Regions from separate parts of the Homo sapiens genome. Here regions 1 and 2 are each linked to region 3. Evidence: chromatin contacts called from ENCODE Hi-C or POLR2A ChIA-PET data. All regions are on one chromosome and are shown on one strand. Each heading gives the region's core, a stretch centred on a gene start or an enhancer-like site at or near the end of the contact. The rest is flanking DNA. Distances are from core to core; before and after follow the strand shown.

What was found. Hi-C counts contacts between places; a loop is a spot of excess contacts on that map. ChIA-PET counts read pairs that join two places held with the same protein, here RNA polymerase II (POLR2A). Pooled maps may share reads with other maps.
Region 1: a pooled map shows a loop between it and region 3 (3-fold over the local background). The contact joins two enhancer-like sites. A Hi-C loop is called at or near these places in 1 of 168 maps with a recorded cell type or tissue (sigmoid colon), 15 of 37 single-sample maps with no recorded cell type and 14 of 50 pooled maps. POLR2A ChIA-PET finds 5 or more read pairs at or near these places in 5 of 52 experiments (CD4-positive, alpha-beta memory T cell, GM12878, MCF 10A and 2 more).
Region 2: a loop to region 3 is called in a map with no recorded cell type, with 4 times the contacts of the local background. The contact joins two enhancer-like sites. A Hi-C loop is called at or near these places in 2 of 37 single-sample maps with no recorded cell type and 8 of 50 pooled maps. POLR2A ChIA-PET finds 5 or more read pairs at or near these places in 5 of 52 experiments (GM12878, HCT116, WTC11 and 2 more).

What each region holds. Positions count from the first base shown.
Region 1 is chr6:16,682,626-16,686,893 of GRCh38, reverse strand. The region is part of intron 2 of ATXN1 (ataxin 1); the gene reads left to right. Among named protein-coding and RNA genes, the nearest start is that of ATXN1-AS1, 76 kb to the left of the region's middle. Within about 2 kb of position 2,378, at least 15 of the 41 ENCODE cell types and tissues checked have a DNase peak (open chromatin) inside an H3K27ac peak, as active enhancers do.
Region 2 is chr6:16,729,502-16,733,404 of GRCh38, reverse strand. The region is part of intron 2 of ATXN1 (ataxin 1); the gene reads left to right. Among named protein-coding and RNA genes, the nearest start is that of ATXN1-AS1, 30 kb to the left of the region's middle. Within about 2 kb of position 1,669, at least 3 of the 41 ENCODE cell types and tissues checked have a DNase peak (open chromatin) inside an H3K27ac peak, as active enhancers do.
Region 3 is chr6:16,509,731-16,514,093 of GRCh38, reverse strand. The region is part of intron 5 of ATXN1 (ataxin 1); the gene reads left to right. Among named protein-coding and RNA genes, the nearest start is that of ATXN1-AS1, 250 kb to the left of the region's middle. Within about 2 kb of position 1,998, at least 7 of the 41 ENCODE cell types and tissues checked have a DNase peak (open chromatin) inside an H3K27ac peak, as active enhancers do.

The sequences.
Region 1 (4,268 bases), core at 1,129-3,628, 170 kb before region 3:
GTTAAATAATTTTGTAAATATGCTCCAAGTTCATGGGACTTAGATAGAAACATAATCCTGGCCACAAAGGAGGTTCTCAGTAAATATTTCTTGTTTATTTGATGGACTTTCCTTATATCTTTAAATAAACTGTATTTTTAAAAAGTGTAGAGAGGTTATACTTAAATATTTGTAGGACTTTAAAAGATCTTGCCTTGAAATGCTCTTACGGTTTCTTGCTTTTCATTGATGGAAAAATTGACTTCCCATATGAATATGTTATTTAATCTTTTCTGTTTCTAGCCTAGAGAGAAATACTGAGTAGCTCGAGTGGTCAAGAATCTTTATTTTAGGGACATCCGCATGTCCTAAGTAATTCCCTTCTATATAAATATCTCTTTTCGGCATAATGTGTTGCATGCCTTCAAGGTGGACCACTATGAGGTGAATAATTACACAACGGGAAGCCTGGCTGTCTCGTGGAATATTGGATGGATGGCTTTCTTATTGGTCTTAATTAGGACAGTGTTGTTAAGATAATTCACTAATTCACAGTGCGTTATCAGATTTGAAATGACCTCTTTTTTTTATACTACTTCGGAAGTGTATGTATACCTTTTAGGAAAGACCTGGAAGGATAAGTTGTATATTTTAGTATCTGATATGGTTTTAAAATTTAAGACTCTGTGTTATGTATGTTTTGGGATGACTATAAATAATCTGTGTAACAAGGTATTACCAAAAACCTTATTGCCTTTGCCACCATGCACTGCAAAATATAGTATCAGGAAGCGAAAAGACAATGCATTTTGAGTAATTTTTAGAATTTGCATTTTTGTGAATTGACATGTATGTATGGAGGACTTTTCAAAAAAAACAGAACTTTTCATTAAGAATATTCGGTATTAAGATATTGTTTTAAATGTCAGATATTTTTAAAATATATGAAACCATATTAATCACGTATTACTTATACTTTTTGTCCCTGGAAATATTCCATTTTTAAGAACAGAGATAACAAATAAATATACCAGTAAAGCTAAAGTCAGTGCTTTCTGCTCTTAAAATAATTTATTGAACGATAAAATGAATGTCTTTGCTTTGTGAAATTATATTTTTGTTTAGGACTTGATAATGCTTAGAGAACATTTTAGTTTTTACAGTTTAAAGAATGAATAATGACTGGTTCCTCTGCTCCCTGATTTGTTTCCATGTAGATAGTACTTCATTTTTATTACCTGTAAACATGTGTTAGCTTTATCAATTAGGCTCAATTGAATGAAGCATAACCCCCTGAAAGGCCTTGCCAGTAAAATAATAATAGTAATAATAATATTCTTTTCTTCAGATTCTAGCAGGGAGTACTGCTGGCTTTTATGTAAGAAGTCAACTTTAAAAGTGTTTTTGTGTGCGTGTGGTGTGGGTGCAGCAGCAATATTGTGTATTCCTTTCAAATCAAGATGCCTCATAGTCTGTGGGCGGGGGAACTCCCTAAGATGCCCTCACTAGTTACTCATTCATTTGTTCCTCCCCAGAAAGGGAAAACCCAATGCTCCACACTCCACTTATTCTGAATAATGGGGGCGGGGAGGTGGTGGCGTGAGGATGTCAGTGTCATTGGGCAAAAGCCTTCATTTTTAAAGTTTAGCAAAATGCAGTTTTATTGCTTTATGATCAGTGTGTATTACAAGCTAATATACAAATGGCATTAGTGATCAAAGTGGGATACTGATGTGGCAAAAATTTACAATACACTTAACAGATTGACCTGACATAACAGTGAAAGCATTTGAATTCCTTCCCACATAGTAAGTAACAAGTAATTTCTGGAGCCAGAAGTGGGAGGGTGTGTGTGTATGTGTGTGTGCATGTACGTATGTGTGTGTGTGTGTGTTGTCTGTAGAAGTTAACAAATATGTTAGTTCATTGACCATTTCTTTCGTTGTCCTAAAGAAAATTTCACTCACTTGTGCTTCTGATTTGTTTCCCGTGAAGTCTCTTATCACTCTTAGAACATGAAGGCGAATTAATGAAGAATCCTTAATTCTTCAAAAAAAAAAAACCAGCCCTAATTTAAGAAAGGAGACATTTAACTTGCTAATAAGATCCTAAAATTTTATAGGTTATATAATACATTCAAGGAAATTGAATTATATATTCATTAAGAATACATTATCTCTATTAGCAGAGAGTAAATGATTGAGGTTTTACTGAACGCTAAATGCTCAGAAAGTAAATGCAAAGACCATCACTGGTTGAGCACGCTGGGAACTGGGTGGAAGTCTTAGGCCTGTCATTAACTGTTGTGCGGCCTTTGGCAAATAACCGAAGTTCTCTGAGCCTTAGGAAAATGAGGAAGTTGGGTTATATAAGTGGTTTTCAAATGTGGCTTCAGAAAACCCTGGAGAGCCACTGCACTCCAGCCTGGGCGACAGAGTGAGACAGGCCTCTGTGGAATTAGCCAAGGGTTTGGGTAAGGGGTGGGGCTGAGACCTGAGAATCTTTATGTTACAACAGCTATTAGGCAATGTCAGTTCACAGGACCACTAAATCAAACAATCCTTCAGACCACTTCCGACTCTCAAGTTTCAATAAGTCCCTAGAAAACATCATCCTTGGTCCACAGGAAGCAATCCAATAAGGAACTTGGTCTCCCATAAAGAATCCAATAAAGAAAACTTTAAAATGAGAGGAGGGTTATGGATTTGATCATCTCCAAGGACCCCTGTCAAGCAAGTCTAAGATCTTTCCAAAGGAGATCTGAGAAATATGTCTGTATCCCAAGAAGGTTTGACAATAGTCCCTGAAGTTTGGGGGATGACTTCTAGATATCCCTGTGCCTTCAAGCGTGATCATGGGCTGGATTTGTTGGCCCCATGGTCTGCCTCTGAGTCACAGACAAATGATGAAAAAAAGAACAATTTTCTGTCAGCATGCCAGACCAAGGGAGGGGCCAGGAGAAGAACCGTGAACCATGAACTGTGCCACTGCTGGAGGCACTGACAGCTCCTTGGCACCAGATGTGTGACCTCAACCCCTGCAGCTTGGGCACAGATAATATCTCAGGGCAGGGGATGAGGAATAGAGGAAGAAGGGAAAGTTGCAGGGATCCTGGAGTGTTAATACCCATGGTGGCGGCAGAGCAATTTGCCAGGAAGAAAACTCTCTGGTTAACCCTCCGGCACTAGTTGCCAAGCATGTTTGTACTAGAATGGAGTTCAAAGTTACAAACAGAGCACTGTCTGTTTTTAAGGACTCATATGAAAGGTTTGCTTGTCCTAAGCCTGAATCCAAGAGTCTGTCTGTCATAAACACTTTCAGGTAGCCCAAAAATCCCTTCAATGTGATCTCCAGAATAGGGGAAGACAAAGGACTCAGGTCTTCAGCTGTCTGATGAGGAGTGAGAAATTTTTCTAATGAACATCTCTGGCTTATGGATATTAAGGAGAGTTCAGTGTCAAAAGTTTCTGCAGCGTAGTTAACAGAGGTGGAAAGTTGAAATAACCTTAAAGGCACTGAAGCTGAGAAACTGCCCTCTTTATCCTAACAGCCACAGTTAGTTTTGGAACACTGTCCATGGAGAAGCTCAGGGCTGTCAATTTAGAAAGCAGCTGTGTGCTGGCCCATTGGGCACCATCTTTCTCTCATAGGTTGTTCTAGTCCAAGGTGAAGAAAGCTACATTTTGCTCTAAGCTAGACTGACATATGGACTTCTAGATTTGAACCCTAAACACAGGAGGAAGTGATTGATTGTATTACAAAAAGAATCTTCTTTGGTAAATAACTATTTTTTTTTTTAATGGCCAGATGGGAGAAAGCAAAAGATGCCTTTTCGTGGTGTTTTGGAAACCTAGATCTCATCAACTCCCTGGTTGGTTTTGGCGGTCAAGGCTTTTTATGCCAGAGCAACTGTGAGCCAGGTTTCTGAGGTTCTTCCTGACCCATGTTGGTAGCCTCTTAAAAATAACTGTCATTCCAAGTTCAGCTAAAATATATAACTCAACAAATAAATACATATAAAGCATATGAATAGAAGCGGGAAAGTGAGGATTAACAGACTGGAGAGTAAGAGTCTTGCCATGTAAAATACTATAAAACACTCTTAGGAAGTCTCTTGCTTATGTTATTACTTGTACAGTAAATGTGGAGACCTGGATCTCTTCCTCATGGTCCCTTATTTCTTGTTTTCCTGCTGGGAGGTTTCAAGTAGCTGATCCCTTGCACATGTACTTTAAAACTTCAATTATATTTGTCACTGGCTTATCATGGGCAATGTATGTGAATGTGAC
Region 2 (3,903 bases), core at 420-2,919, 220 kb before region 3:
TTTTTTTGTAGAGACAGGGTCTTGCTATGTTGCCAAAGCTTGTCTCGAACTCTTGGCCTCAAGCCATCCTCCCGCCTCGGCCTCCCAAAGTGTTGGGATTACAGACATGAGCTGCCGTGCCTGGCTGACTTGTGGTTCTTAATAGTGTGGCTCTTAAAATAGCAAACATTTTTGGGAACCAATGTGAGGGCACTTCATAACACAATCAAAAACCATTAAGTGGAATATGTTAAGATAATGTAACCTTGTTGTTGTCCCTTAATGCTTTAATGCAGGCTTTCAGCAAGTAGTAATACCTGGTATGGTGGGTGTAAAACTCAGAATGGGTCCCGGCATGGCAGGAATAAGAGAATTCTTTCATCGGTTGGAAAATATGTTTGAATAATTCACTACATTTAAAAAATAGGTAAAGAGGCTTTTGGTTTTGGTTGCAAATTGCACTCATCCATGGAAGTTTTTCAAGGGCCATACAATTCTGTAGATGGAGGTGGCAATTTAATGCAGTCTTAGCTGTTTAGGATTTAGAACTATGTTACTTTTAATTTACTTCCATGAAATTACAAAAACATGTAATGAAGCTAAAAAGATTTCAAAAGAAGCACATCTAGTCAAACATAAAAGTACTTAATAAGGGCATACATGTAGAAGTATATTAGTCTTTGCACATATTTACATATGTATGTTTTGGTTGCTTAATATTTTTCAAGTGCTGCATGCATTTGTATGTGTAAATACAGTGTGCACCCTTTATAGAACTAGTGTTGGGGGACTCTTTTATCAGCTATTATGATTTGGAGCTTTATCAAATGGAGTGATTTTTTTTTGTGTGTGTGTGAGATGGAGTCTCACTCTGTTACCCAGACTTGAGTGGAGTGGTGCCATCTCGGCTTATTGCAACCTCTGCCTCCTGAGTTCAAGCAATTCTCCTGCCTCAGCCTCCAAAGTAGCTGGAATTACAGGCACCCATTAGCACGCCTGGTTAATTTTTGTATTTTCAGTAGAGACGGGGTTTCACCATGTTGGCCAGGCTGGTCTCAAACTCCTGACCTCAAGTGATCCACCTGCCTCGGCCTCCTAAAGTGCTGGGATTACAGGCGTGAGCCACCACACCCGGCCGGAGTGATATTTTCCAATGGTCATGATTCTGGCCTGTAACACCAAGCAGTATAACGATGAGATTGAAGTGTGACCATGTGCGTCTGCCTATTTTTATGTTCTATCTCATCTTTTTGCTTGGAGAAAAATTATGTTGAAAGACTACAGTGTGCCTATAAAGCTTCAAATATGAAAAAAGAGCTACATATGACACTTTGTTGCAGTTAGTCCATTGTCTCAAAAACATGCTATAAAAATATGACAACTAGAAAAGTCTTGGCAAATGTAGCATGAGTGTTGCCGGTTTAAAAGCCGTGTTTGAGTACTCTAAAGTACTTTTCTGTGACAGCTATTACTATAGGAATTGGCACCAGCTAAGAAAATTTACAGTTTAATACTTTAGAGCAAATAATTGCTTAGGGTGCTTTAAATAGCACAGGAAATGTGTAGAGTGTTTACTTGACATTTGCTATATTGAACACTAATACTGAAACAGATTCTTTGACCACAGAGAATGCCAGTGTAGGAGGGGTGGGGGTAGGTGGGAGAAAGAGGCGGAGAAGGAAACGGCAATACAATTAGATAAAAATTAAATGACAAATGTACTTTTTCATGATACAGAGATATCATGGGGAAAAATGCCCATTTGTTTGATCAAGTAATCTTCTAGTGTGGTAGCAGAAAGCAAAGTACAGACAACTTCCTGGGATTAGGTTCCTCCTGCTAAAGGCTGTCTTCACCAGAAGGTCAAAGCCTTGCAGCCCTTGGTCGCTCTGGTTTATTTTTCAAGCTCCTGAAAGCAAGAGGAATGACCTCCGTTTTTATTAAAAAAAAAAAAAAAAAAAAAAAAAAAAAGAAAAGAAAAAAAAAGCCTCTCTCGTTATCTGTCTAATCTGCACATGCTTGTGATTTTTTTTTATGACGACTCTGATGCCCTCATTTCTCATTGCAGCTCAGTGCTTGTGATGTTTTTTTCCCCTGAATGCATCTTGCACTCCCAGAATCTTCTTTTCATTCTTCCCTGGCTCTGTTAATACGGGTCTTATCTTAGAACGGGGTCTAGTGCAGTTTAGTGTAGCTCTTACATGCAGAGCATTTTTTTTTTGCACAAACTGCTTCTCGTGGATTGTGATTCAGTTGCACTTAAAGGGAAAAATAGAGTATATTTTAGGCTACTAAACCTCCTTCCATTTGTAGGCATTTGAGCCAGTTATACAGTGTCTTTCAGGGAGTTTTACATGCATATGTTAATAACCAGTGGCACCTGTGATAGGTCCAGGAATGTGAAATTGTGCAACGTTAATGACATTTGTCCAAGCTTCTTCCTTCTATCTTGTCAATATGAGCTACTTTTAAATACACAAAGGAATTTTGAAAACACCAATCAAAAGTCAAAATTTCACCCTGCAGCATGGCCCGGCACCCAGAACACTCAGCAAGAGGAAGGTCTGTATTTATGGCTTTTCCACTGACTTGAAATTTGACCTGGAATAAATCATGTTTAACTTCTTTATGCTTCAATTAGCTTTTGAAAGATATGTGTGGTTGTGTTTAGCCAGTGGAAAGGCAATAACTGAAGTTCACAACGAAAGGAGAACTTGAAGGGAAATTTTGTTAGGAAAGAACAGTGGGCAAGAATACAATCTTCAGGCAGGGTGCTATTCCTAAAAAGTCTTGGTACACATGGTTCCTAAGGAAGGTGGGACATTTTCTTATAATATTCTTTCTGTATTTTGTAGAATTAAGAAATATATTATTGTACATAAATATTTTATATTACATTATATATGTATAAATACATTTATATATATATATATATATACATACTGTTTTACCCTTTAACTCCAGAAAGCTTTGCGTTCACACATCTTTTTCCCTAACTTCTACCTATAAAGGGATTTTTAGTGATAATCTTGAATTTAAATTGTAATCAAGCAGTAACAAACTTCATTTAATATGCAGACATCTAATTTTATAAAGGAAATTCCAAGTTATTGTTCATTTCCATTTATTAATTTATTTATTTTGGGACGGAGCCTCACTCACTCTGTTGCCCAGGCTGGGGTGCAATGGCACAATCTCACGTCACTGTAATGTCCATCTCCCGGGTTCAGGTGATTCTCCTGCCCCAGCCTCCTGAGTAGCTGTACAGGCGTGCACCACCATGCCCGACTAATTTTTGTATTTTTAGTAGAGATTGGGTTTCACCGTGTTGGTCAGGCTGGTCTTGAACTCCTGACCTCAAGTGATCTGCCTGCCTCAGCCTCCCAAATTGCTGGGATTACAGGCGTGCGCCATCGCGCTTGGCCAATTTTTGAAGTTTCTTTTTTTAATCTGTTGCCATCTCTGAGATGAGAGGTTTTTCATTCATTTGGGGAAAAAGGAAGAAAGGTAATCAACATTTATTGAGCACCTACTGTGTGCCAAACAGACTGCTAAGCACTTAGTCCTTAAGTACCCTACGTGACTGATGTTCAGAGGGCCATTTTCTCTGTGTCAGGAATCAGGTGGGAGGGCCAGAATCCATAGAACAAAAATATAACCGTTGCAATAGATAATTAAAAAGAGGGACCTTTTAGTTAGTGGCACCCAAAGCATCATAGTGTGGGCTGTGAGATCTCAGTAAACCAGTTGTTGGTAGGTTCCCCCAACTCAGAGACCTCCATGAGGGTTGGATGGCTGGATTGCAACATGGTGCTAAACCACATCTCCCTGGTTAAGCCATTTCAGTTATTGCCTCATTTAAGTTGCATTGCTGTAAAAGACATAGGTATGACAAGTTGCAATGCCTAAAATTCGAACGAAAGA
Region 3 (4,363 bases), core at 749-3,248:
AGTGGTAGAAGAGAGTCTAATGAGAGACGCTACGGCTGTGTGCAGCTTGCACACAGCAACTCTTCAGCTCCAAGGAATCAGAGTGAGCTCCTGAGCTCCCTGGGATTCAGAGGTGCCTCAGCCCCAAATCTTTTTCCCCTGCATTTAGGCTAGAACAGGAAAGATGCTACTGGGAGAGAAGAGAATTCCTGACATCTTGCCTTTCTTGTCTGCTTTCTGCTTGGGTCTGTGGAGCAGCCACCTCTGGGCAGAGGTGCAGGAAGTGTGACAGAACAGGAAAGCTTTAAAGTCACTGTCTCCCTCCCTCCCATGCCCTAGGCTACCCTTGCTGGTCAGAACCTCCTGCTTACTCTGGTGGACAGACACCTGAGTTGCTGCTCTTGATGAAGTTTCTCCCACTTCTTCAAACCAGCAAGGCATAGGACCCCACTTGGCTTGGAAGACACGTGACGCTCTTGATCATTTCAGTCCCTTTTACATCCCCATAATATCACCGTGGCCTGTTAGATTGATTTGTGAGTAAGATTCCTTGCAAATAGCAAGATGATCGGAAGCCTCTATCTTTTCCGGGGGAGGTGCATATTTAAACAGACAGCCTAAGCTATTTATAGATTGTAATGTATTGTGTTACAGGGAAAAGGTGGAAGTCAACAGTAATGTTCTGTTCCCCATTTCCTATAGTTTCAAGCATATTTTCTTGCTAGTCCTAGAGACTTTAAACATTTAGAATCTCCAGTGATATCTATATTCTTTTGATGTACTTTGTGTAGAAACTCAAGCACGAGCAGGCTTCAGAGTCAGCTAACCAAAGAATCTTGGGGCTTTTGATCACTTTCCATTAGCACAAACAGTGATCTCTGCCCTGTTGTATATTGTTTGAAAGGACATTTGCTGTTTAATGAAGATAAACATGTTGCTGGGTTTTTAATATGTCTTCTCAACTCAGGAGCTGAAAAATGCATACATGAGATTAGTTCTGTTGGCGTAGAAGGGATTCTGCGTGCCCCAAACATTTTCCTAGCCGTTGGCTGAACTTTTGAAATGTGCTTTGCACTGCAAGAACAGATACTGAACAGATATTTTACTTAGAAAGCCTTCTGTTTCAATGGTGATTCCCAGGGGCCACTCAACCACATCTTACTAAATAATATTTGGTCAAAAGAGAAACGTGAGTGCAAGAAGGACACATGATCACAGCCACTAACAAATTCCTAGAAAGTGCTGCTTGTTGTCATTTCTGGTTAGGAGGTGATGGTGATGGCAGGTAGAGGGTCTAAGCCATTCTCCTGTCTCTCTTTTAAAGTACATTCTTCTGTTGCTGTAGCTCCTGGCATTGGCTGTCACCCTCACTTGCAGGAGGGAGGGAATGACTGTTTGTTGCTGTTGGTGTCTGAAAATCTGTGGGCAGAACTTTTAGAAAAAGCAGACCACAGAGCCTGCTATATATTTTGTTCAGCCCATTCTATTTCTCTTCACTTTTTAACCGATTGCGACAAAAAAAGGGGCCTGCCTTCTAAACTTGTCTTTATCTTTAAAAGAGAATACCTTTTATAAATGCTTAGAACTTGGAGATGCTGTTGTTTTTATTTAGTATTTGAAAAGCTAAGTATGCTGACACTGTCCTGGGAGTGCAGGCCCCTCATTGAGAGAGAACAGTAAACACAGCAATGACTTTGCTTTTAATTTGAAATGCGTTACTCTTCTTAGAGCTGAGGGGTGATTTGAGATGTTCCTGTTTTCACATTCAGCTATTTCCTGGTTCTGTGATCATAATAAATTCCATAGCTCCAAAACATTAGAGCAAATTGTGTCTTCTGTAGGAGTTATTTACGGATACTCAAACAAATGGTGCTTTCTGAGGAAGAAGAACTGTGTATGAAAACTATGTGGTAAAGCCTTTCATATCTGCCGTGGTGGCAGAACTTCTGAGGAGCTGGCTTTGAGGGTAATGATATCTTTATCACCCTGACGCTGAATGGAGGCGGGGAGGCCTTTGTGTGTTCTGTTGCCAACTAACACCTGGCTGCCTCAGGGCATCCTGCCTGGTAATTGAACCCATGAGTATGTACAAAGATTAGAGGGACCGTTTGAGGAGAAAGATGGGGGCTGGAGAGGCAAGGTTAGTCTTGCCATTATAAGCTTAGGTGCAGAAGGAAGCCAAGCTACCTGGAAGGCCACCTCGTGGCAAAGACACCCACTAAGGCAGGGCGGTGGCCTGGGACTGACCATCAATCACTTCCCGCTCATTCTCCTCAGAACTGAGGACTGTTGTCTTCAGTCTTCCCCAGCCTCGCTTATCTTCCTCCTGCTTCCTGAAGGAAATATCCTTTTGCAATGGGTGGACTATCAACTTGAATTTTTAGCAAGCAGGCTGGAGAAGTTTTTGGAAGTTTTGGAGACATGGCTGGTCTTGAATTCCTGGGCTCAAGCAATCCTCTCACTTTGGCTTCCCAAAGTGCTAGGATTACAGGTATGAGAAGTTTTTGGAGGTTTCGGACTTGTTGCTAGGTTGATTCTGAGGGAGAAAAGACCTCTGTTATTCAGAAGGTTGTGGACTTCTGAAGAATGGAAATCGGGCACCCTGAAGGAAACATATGTCAATCCTAGTCCTGGAGCTAGCATGGCTCAAGTTTATTCCCTTAAATGTCTATTGTGTTAAAACATAAAAAGAGTTTAGATATACTTCCACATCTTTGCAGTTGTTAGCTCTCTGGACATTTATAAAGGGAAAGGAAGAGTGAAGCAGAGCCCCATTAATTCCCATGCATGGTGTCTGCTGTTTGAATCCTGGAAATCAGGATGATTTTATTCACATGTTAATGCCCTCTAGTGGCTAGTGAGGTGCCCTCTAAGCAGGACTTTCCCCAGCTTCCACCCCTTCCTCTCCCTAACTAAATTAAGCACCCACTTTACAGTAGTTGAGTATGTGTCATATCAAGTCTGTATTTTCTTACTAAGATTCATCTACCACGTGGGAAAAAAAAAATCAAAAGCTTTGTTACAGTTCAAAGAACGTAGTGCTGTTGCTACATCAAGTGAGGATAAATCTTCCATCTGTAGCAATCTGTATTATAAGTCTACTGGATGTGACAGAAAACTCTTTAAAACTTTGATGCACATATTTTCACAGCCAACCGATTTCATTAAAGTGGGAGAAGTGTACTATTGGCAAGCAGTTTTTCTGCTGACTTCCCACCCTTAAATAGACAAGCTTTATAAAAAGACAAAATCTTCCCAGATCTATTTGGTTGGCCAAGGTGACATTTGTCTTCCTCCCTCAGAAGGTTGGTAAAATTAACCTTCTGCTTTCTGTATACCTTTACTGTATTTTTATTTCTATTTATTTATTTATTTATGAGACAGGGCCTCACTCTGTCACCCAGGCTGGAGTGCAGTGGTGCACTCACAGCTCATTGCAGCCTCAACCTCCTGGGGTTCAAGCAGTCCTCCCACCTTAGCCTCCCAAGTAGCTTGGGACTACAGGTGTGTGCCACCATGCCCAGCTAATTTTTGTATTTTTGGTAGAGATGGGGTTTCACTGTGCTCCTCTGGTTGGTCTTGAACTCCTGGACTCAAGTGATTCTCCCACCTCTGCCTCCCACAGTGCTAGGTATAAGCCACTGTGCCTGGCCCTAGTTTTATATAGGTAAAGCATTAGTCACTCACAATGATCTTTGAATGAGTTATGTAAGTTATGTTTGGTTTCTCCTACTTTGTTTTCCTAGTCAGTTCAACCAGTCAAGTATGAGATGAGTGGCTGCTGTGAGCTTGATCAAGTGGGTCGGAATCCCCTGGGAATATTGTTAAAATGCAGGTTCTGATCCTGTCGGTCTGAGATAGGGCCTGAGATGCTGCTGGTCCCAGGAAGACACTTTGAGGAACAAGTTGCTAGGTGATGCAGAAGACAGAAGCCATATTTGATTTTCAAAAATCCTATGATCTGAAAAGGAACTAGGAGAAGTATACAAATAAGTATGGCATAAGACAGAAGGTGATAAACTGTATATAAAAGTAAAAACACGCTTCAGAGGGTTAAAGATAGAAGTGATCACTTCTGATTGGGAAGATCAGGCCAATTTCCACAGAGAAGGTGATTTGGGAATGGGATTTTAGTTTGCAACAGGGATTGCGGGGAGGCGTGCGAGGGCCATTGAGACCAGAGACGCAGATTCTGGAAAGTGAAGAGTACGTTCTGGAACAAGGGGCCACCCGTATGCCTGTGATGGGGAAAAGTGGGAGATAACAGTTGGGAAGGTAAGTGGAAGCCATATTGTAGACTGTCAGACAGTCTGGGATGGAAACTCTGGACTTAATTCAGGAAGCGAAGAGGAACCAGCAACAAGAGATTTTGAAACGAGAAAGA